2 separate regions of the Homo sapiens genome follow, and region 2 is linked to region 1. Evidence: chromatin loops called from intact Hi-C (ENCODE). Cell type or tissue: ascending aorta. All regions are shown on one strand. Links, peaks and the distances in the headings refer to the core of each region. The heading gives the core; the rest is flanking DNA.

The links. Hi-C counts contacts between places; a loop is a spot of excess contacts. Peaks named below come from ENCODE experiments on the same cell type or tissue, not always from the same donor. Only the 100,000 strongest peaks of a DNase experiment are listed, where the experiment ranks them.
Region 2: a loop joins it to region 1, with 4 times the contacts of the local background. A loop is called at or near these places in 10 of 110 quality-filtered maps.

Annotation. Positions count from the first base shown.
Region 1 is chr5:177,492,421-177,496,819 of GRCh38, reverse strand. PDLIM7 (PDZ and LIM domain 7) reads left to right here. Exons shown (of 13, transcript NM_005451.5): 2 at 297-403; 3 at 4,143-4,294; 4 at 4,385-4,399. The coding sequence starts at 308. Among named protein-coding and RNA genes, the nearest start is that of PDLIM7, 3.0 kb to the left of the region's middle. RefSeq lists silencers at 1-20, 1,718-2,012, 1,959-2,108 and enhancers at 1-564, 3,901-4,399. In ascending aorta, for the core only: CTCF peaks have their summits at 369, 580 and 1,764 (motif pointing right); DNase peaks (open chromatin) are centred at 1,219, 1,959 and 2,376; H3K4me3 peaks cover 2,500 bases; H3K27ac peaks cover 2,500 bases.
Region 2 is chr5:177,544,623-177,547,122 of GRCh38, reverse strand. The region is part of intron 1 of FAM193B (family with sequence similarity 193 member B); the gene reads left to right. Among named protein-coding and RNA genes, the nearest start is that of FAM193B, 8.7 kb to the left of the region's middle. In ascending aorta, for the core only: no CTCF peak of the experiment used is centred there; DNase peaks (open chromatin) are centred at 642, 1,502 and 1,922; H3K27ac peaks cover 2,500 bases.

The DNA of each region.
Region 1 (4,399 bases), core at 290-2,789:
CCAGTTTAGTCCCTCGGCCCACCCCTGGTTGCAAAGAACCTCAAGCCTGGATTCAGGCACCCCTCACCGTTCCAGTCCCAAGGGGAGGGGGGCTGCTCCTGTCTTTCCAAAGTGAGGTCCGCCAGCCAGCAGCCCAGGCCAGCCTGACAAAATACCTGCCTCCTATGGCTTGGGCGTGCTCAGGGGCTGCCCGTGCCTGCCTGGCCCCTGTCCAAGGCTGGTATCCTGAGCTGGCCCGGCCTGCCTGCCTGCCCGCCCACCATGCTGGCCACTCACCTTCTCTTCTCTCCTCTCAGGAGCCGGCATCATGGATTCCTTCAAAGTAGTGCTGGAGGGGCCAGCACCTTGGGGCTTCCGGCTGCAAGGGGGCAAGGACTTCAATGTGCCCCTCTCCATTTCCCGGGTGAGCCTAGGTTTGGGGAGGGGGCTCCCCCAGCGGTCTTTCGGTGCTTAGGTCTCCAGAGGGTGATGGGGGGAGTCCTAACAGGAGCTGGTCAGGGGCCAGCAGGCCAGGAGATGTCTAGGTCCGGAGATGTAGTGGTACCTGCCTGCCACAAGGACTCCCAATGAGGTGGATACTGGGAGGGAGCACCCAGGCTTCTCCAGCCCTGCACTGTACCCGATGCTGTTCTCCCAAGCTCCTGTGGCCACCTCTGAGGGCTGGAGGGAGGCTCATTGTGCAGGATGGGAGCCTAACATTTCAGGAGGTATCTAAACTTGAGGTGGCAATGCTTGGAGCCAGGCCCCAGGCAGGACACTGTGACTATAGGATTTCACTTCAGCCTCACTGCCGCCCAGGGAATAGCAATCCTCATCCCGTTTTTCCAGATGAGAGAAGAACTCATGGAGAGGTGGCGGGGCTCGCTCATCGAGTCCATGGTGAAGCAGGGATTGGAATTGAGGCACAGCATGGCGTACATTTTTTGTGGGTAGAAGGGGTCTCTCCCCAGCCTATGTAAGGACCCACATCCACTGTTCCCATTCAGGATGTGGTGGCCTTTGACCCCAAGCAGAAGTGTAGGACAGGGCTCCATTCTAGGGGCTTAACTTCAGCTTCCAAGAGCCTGCCCTGGTGTGGGTGGAGCTGGAGGCTGGCTCCTCCCTGTAGCAGGGGGATTGCCTTATAAGCCCAAGAATGCAGCCCCACGCTGGGATGGCCAACAGTGGCTGCGGTCTGCAGAGCTGAAAAGGGCTGGCCTAGGCCTGGCCCCCTGAACCCCACTGGTGGGCCTCTCAGCTGGTCACCAGGCTGCAGCTCCAGCTATATGGTCCAGTTGTGAGACACAACAAATTGCCTGCCCAGAGTGGGTGAGGCCAGCCTGTCGGCTGGCATCTCTGACTGGCCTGGGGGTCAGGAGGGGGTGGGGACTTCCTGCCCCTATATCCGCCTGCCCCAAGAGACCCACCCAGGCGCCGGGTGGGCAGGCAGCTGTTGTCAGGAAGCCCAAGGCAAGCCCAGCCTGGAGGGGCCCAGAGGGTCGTGGCCTGAGGAGGGGCTCAAGCTGGAGTCTGTCTGTAGGAGCTGGGCGTGGGGGTTAGGGTGGGCAGGCCAGCAGTGCTCTTCTCAGGGGTCCTTTGATGGCATTCTCCTGGAACCTGCCCCGCCAGCAGGGTAGTGAGGCAGTGGTTGCCCTATGACACACGTCCCACTACATAGCCCTCACACAGCCCTGAAACCTACCTGACGTCCTGCTCCCTGGGAAAGTGCTGGCCCAGTGTGTCTGGGGAGCCTGAACCTCAGTTTCTTCCCTGATGGAGATGACTTTCAGATATGGCCTGTTGGGGGCACTCCGGGCTCCAGCTCCCTGGTCAGCATCCCTGGCATGTGGGCGGGGCCACTAGCTGATCCCAGCCCTGGAGTTGGACCTGGGCCCACATGGGTGGGTGAGGTGGGCTTTTCTGAGTTAGGCCAGCCCCCTCCCCCTCCCCTGACCCCAGAATGGAGGGAGGTGGGAGGGGCAAGGGCTGGCTGTGGGCCCAGGCCTGGGAGATGAGGTAACGTCTGGGACTGGGGGGCTGGGCTGCTCAGGCTGACTCACCCCCACCTCATGCAGGGTCCAGCCCCCTGGCTTTTTCCCTCCTTGGTTCCTCTGGCCTTACCCTGCCCCTGGCTTGAGCCCCTCCCTGCCTCTCTCCAGCCACCCGCCCAGCGCTGTCTTCTGCTCTCCTGCTGCCCTCCCCACGCTCTGAACACCCCTCATCCTCTGTGCTTCCTGCCCTCCTCACTCTGGGAAGGGAAGCCGTCCCCGCCCCCCACCCCCTCTCCAGGAGCCAGCTAGCTGCACCCCAAGACCCCCACCTCGGGCTCAGCCCACAGCTCCCAGGAGCCAGCCCTGTGGGCAGGGAGTGGCTGGGCCAGGTTTCCCTTCTACTGACTCACCATGACCTTGAGTAAGTCACTTCCCCTCTGGGGTGTCACTTCCCCATACACAGTATAAGGGGTTGATTTAGTTGGATTGAACTAAAGGTGAGGGAGTGGCTCAGGGTGTCTCCAGGTGGGCTGACCCCTCAGTTGGGCCCCCATGCTCAGCAGAGGTGGCCCACAGTGGTGGAGCCTTAGGGTCAGAGACACTTCCTGGCTCTGCCTCTTACTAGCTGGGTGACTTGAGGCAAGTTGTTTAACCTCTCTGTGTACATTTGCAAGTGCAAAATGGGTAAAATCCCAGATTACTCCACAAGGTTGTTGGAAGATTCAGTGTCAATATGTAGCATAGTTGGTGCTCAATAAACTGAAGCAAGTCTTCTTATCTAGCGAGTGAGGAAGGGGCCGCCGAGCTCTCTTAGCCTTCTGACCTCCTACGCAAGCAAGAGGTCATGTTGAGCCCAGCTCGCCTTTCTTTTCCCAGTGCTGTCAAGCTCTGTGCCTGGCTGCCCTGCCCTCTGACATCTCTCTGAAACCTCTTGCCTCCCCTCTCCCTGCCTCAGCTCAGTCTGTGCACTGACCCACCTGAGGAGCCTCCTGGGGCCACTGGCAGCCTGGACCCCCCCAGATCCCCCCCACCCAGTGAAATTGTCTTCCAGCACTGCCTCACAAAAGCCTACTTGATGCAGTGCCAGGCCTCTTGCCAGATGGCTGGGTGGTCCCTTAGGCTTGGACCCAGTCAAGCTGCCCTGCCTGTGTTGCTGGGGCTGGGCTAGAGGCCTGGAAGGGGTTTATCAGGGTCACCCTCTCAGGGCCTGGGAGATACCCAATCCCAGACATTAAAACTGCCAGTAGCCCCTCTACCTTCAAAGCCAAGTCCTGGTCCCTTCCCCTGGCATTCAAAGCCATCGTAAGTGAACTCTCACCCGCTAGGCAGCACACGCCATTCTCCTTTACCGAGGCCCACCGCTTCCTCAAAGTCATTCCTGATGGTCTCAGCTCATGCTGGTGGCAGCCATTTCTCCCAGCCTACTGTCTCTACTCATTGCCACAGGAACCAGGGACTCCCAGCTCAAGAGCCTGAAGGATTGGGGTCAGGGGAAATTGGCAGTCGAGGGCTTGGGAGTGACAGCCATGTATGGCCTACGAAGTCCCAGCTGTCAACTTAGGTCCCATTCAGGCAGTGTTCACAGGGAACCGGGAGATAACAGGGCCTGTTCCTGGCTCTCAAAGGGTCCCAGCAGACCCCTATAGATGGCCCCCGACAGGGTGCTGGGGGGTGAGAGGTCCATAAGAGCCCCCGGTGGTTTCGGGGAGGAAGCTGCCCCCTGCATGGGCCAGAGGGCATATCTGGTAGGTGGAGTGGCCTGGGCAGGAGGCCAGCAGGAGCCTCAAAAGGCAATGGTCCTCCTGAAACACTTGGGCTTTAGCCTGAGCGTGGCTGTTTGTGGACATCATAGCAATTTCTGGACTGTGGGGGAGGGTGGTGGCGGTGAATAGATAAGCATCGTGACTGGGGAAGCTCAGGTGAGCACCACCTGAGGGAGAGGGTCTGGCAGTGAATAAATAAGCAGTGTGACTGGGAAATTGTGAAGCTCAGGTGAGCGCCACCACCTCCTGGGTTGCTTTAGTGTCCAGCAGCTGCCTAGAACTATGTTGAATGAAGAGCTCTCTGGGTTCTGGAAGTGGGACAGCTTTGGGTGGGGCAGTGTTACCACCGTCAGCCTGGCTTGGGTCTGCAGGGTCCAGGGCCTCGGTCACTTTGCTTCTCTCTCCACAGCTCACTCCTGGGGGCAAAGCGGCGCAGGCCGGAGTGGCCGTGGGTGACTGGGTGCTGAGCATCGATGGCGAGAATGCGGGTAGCCTCACACACATCGAAGCTCAGAACAAGATCCGGGCCTGCGGGGAGCGCCTCAGCCTGGGCCTCAGCAGGTATGCGGGTGGACATGGATGGGTGCGCCCGCGCTGGCAGTGGGGATCCCTGCGGGCCCGGCCCGCTGTCACGCTTTCCTTCTCCTCCAGGGCCCAGCCGGTTCA
Region 2 (2,500 bases), core at 1-2,500, 51 kb before region 1:
ATATGGTTTTATTCCCATTTCATAAATGAGGAAATTGAGGCTCAAAGAAATTGAGTAATATTCCAAGATCATATTGAAAATGGCAACTGGGATTTGAACTCACAACTGTGTGTCTCGTCCCCAAAATTCATGCTCTTCCTCCTCCATGAGTAACGTGTGCTGGGGTTAGAGTAGCAGAGTGGCAGTTTGACCTGAGGATTCAGGTAAATCTGCGGCTTGGGCCCTCCTTGTGGCTCATTGCACCCAGGAGGCAGTTCAGCGGATGAGCTAGCCTTGTGGGGATATTAAAACAGAAAGTTTTAGGGTTAAGGTCACTAGGATCAGAGAGACTCACTCCCAACCGAGCTTGTACAACCAGAAAGGATTCTCCACTGACTAGTCTCGTAGTGTGAAACAGCTGTTCTACCTCCTGGAAGGGCCTGAGCCCACAGCCTGCATGGAAGTTTGGGTAACAGCTCCAGGGCACTGAGGTGGGGTTGTGTCAGCTCTCTTAGAATTAACTGCAGCTCTGATTGTCAGCATTAGAATAGTCTGAGATTCTTCTCACTGATTGCCCTCTCATCAGTGGCTCAGAGTGACTCATAGCATGTTGGGAAATGCACTGTTTTGGCTCTGTTTTAAATTCTGCCTTTGTGTTGAACAGCTGAGACATGAGCCAGATGGGCTTTAAGCTTTCATTTATTTATTCAGTGAATGCCTGCAATGTGTCAGGCCCAAGCCAAGCCTAGGTTCCTGGGCATACTTAAATGACCAAGGTCCACACACTGCCCCCAGAGGGCTCACATTCTACCAGGAATTTAGGAACAGACAGAATACATCTGTGGCACATTTTGATGATGCTATACTAAATAGAATCAGTTGTGCTTAGCTTGACCAGCAAGAGCTTCATTGACCTTTGACCAGAATCTTAGGGAATGAATAGGAATTGTCAAGGGTAGATGTTTCCCGGCACTTAGCACAATTGGCAGGAGACAGGGACTCTGACAATGTTGAATGAGGGAATAAATGGGTGAATGGAAGAGTGACTGATGATAACTATGACAATGAGTTTTTCTAGGCTGAGGATTAATCATTTTCTCTGCTTCTGAAAGGGAATTTTAGCTGCTGGTGTTGTCCTCTGCCTGCCTTGGTGACAGAGAGGCTCTTGGAGTTGGGTGCCTTGAGAGTAGAGTGCTCTAATGGGCCATTTCAAAATAGAATTTGGGACCTGTTGCAGGGCAGCTGGTTAGATACAGCATGTGTCTTGGGGCAATCCTGTACGAACATACACAAACTCTGGAGATGAAAAAGAATCCATGGGATGAATGAGGCCACGCTGAGTGCTGGAAATTCAATCCAGCTTCAGAGTAGTCCTTGACAGCTGTCTGGTCTGGCAATGGGTTATTCCCAAATTGTGGACAGAAAGGCCAAGCTAGAAAATTGAGTCATGCCCCCAGAGAGCTATCTTTTTTTTTTTTTTTTTTTGAGACAGGCTCTCACTGTTACCCAGTTTGGAGTACAATGGTGCAATCTTGGCTCACTGCAACCTCCGTCACTTGGGCTTGAGCAATCCTCCAACCTCAGGAGACCTTATATATTCCTAAAAATTATTGAGGAACCCAAAGAGCTTTTGTTTGTGTTGTTTATATCTATTGATACTTACCAAATTAAATATTAAAGCTGAGAAAGCTTTAAAATATTTTGTCACTAATTTATTTAAGAAAGACAATATTAAAGCTATCTTGTTAACATAACAATTTTTAATGAAAACTATATTTTCCAAAACAAAATTAGAAGAATGGCCAGGTGTGGTGGCTCATGCCTGTAATGCCAGCACTTTGAGAGGCTGAGGCAGGCGGATCACTTGAGGTCAGGAGTTCAAGACCGGCATGGCCAACATGGTGAAACCCTGTCTCTACTAAAAATATAAAAATTAGTCAGGCGTATTGGCAGGCGCCTGTAATCCTAGCCACTTGGGAGGCTGAGGCAGGAGAACCGCTTGAACATGGGAGGTGGAGGTTGCAGTGAGCTGAGATCATGCCACTGCACTCCAGCCTGGATGACAGAGCGAGATTTCATCTTAAAAAAAAAATTAGAAGAATGGTCTTCTTTTCATTTTTGCAAATTTCTTTTCATCTGGCTTAATAGACTAAAGCTGGCTTCTCATATATGCTTCTGTATTCAGTCTTTTGCAATACATTGTTTTGGTTGAAGTATATGAAAAAAAATCCAACCTCACACAAATATGTAAGTGAGAAAGGGAGGAATGTTTCAGTAGCCTTTCCAAATAATTTCCATTATTGAATTTGAGCCCATATCAGTGAAGTCTTCATACTCATTTACACTAAAATCTATTGGTCGAGCCAGTGCTTTGAATCCATCATGCTTTGGTCATTTGGAAAATAGGCTCACTGGATTTTGCACATCTTCCAAATGTTTTCCATTTCATTTTACAATGCCAAAAGATAACATTTGTTAATATCACCACCAATTTCATCAGAAAAGTCTTCAAGTATTTGGA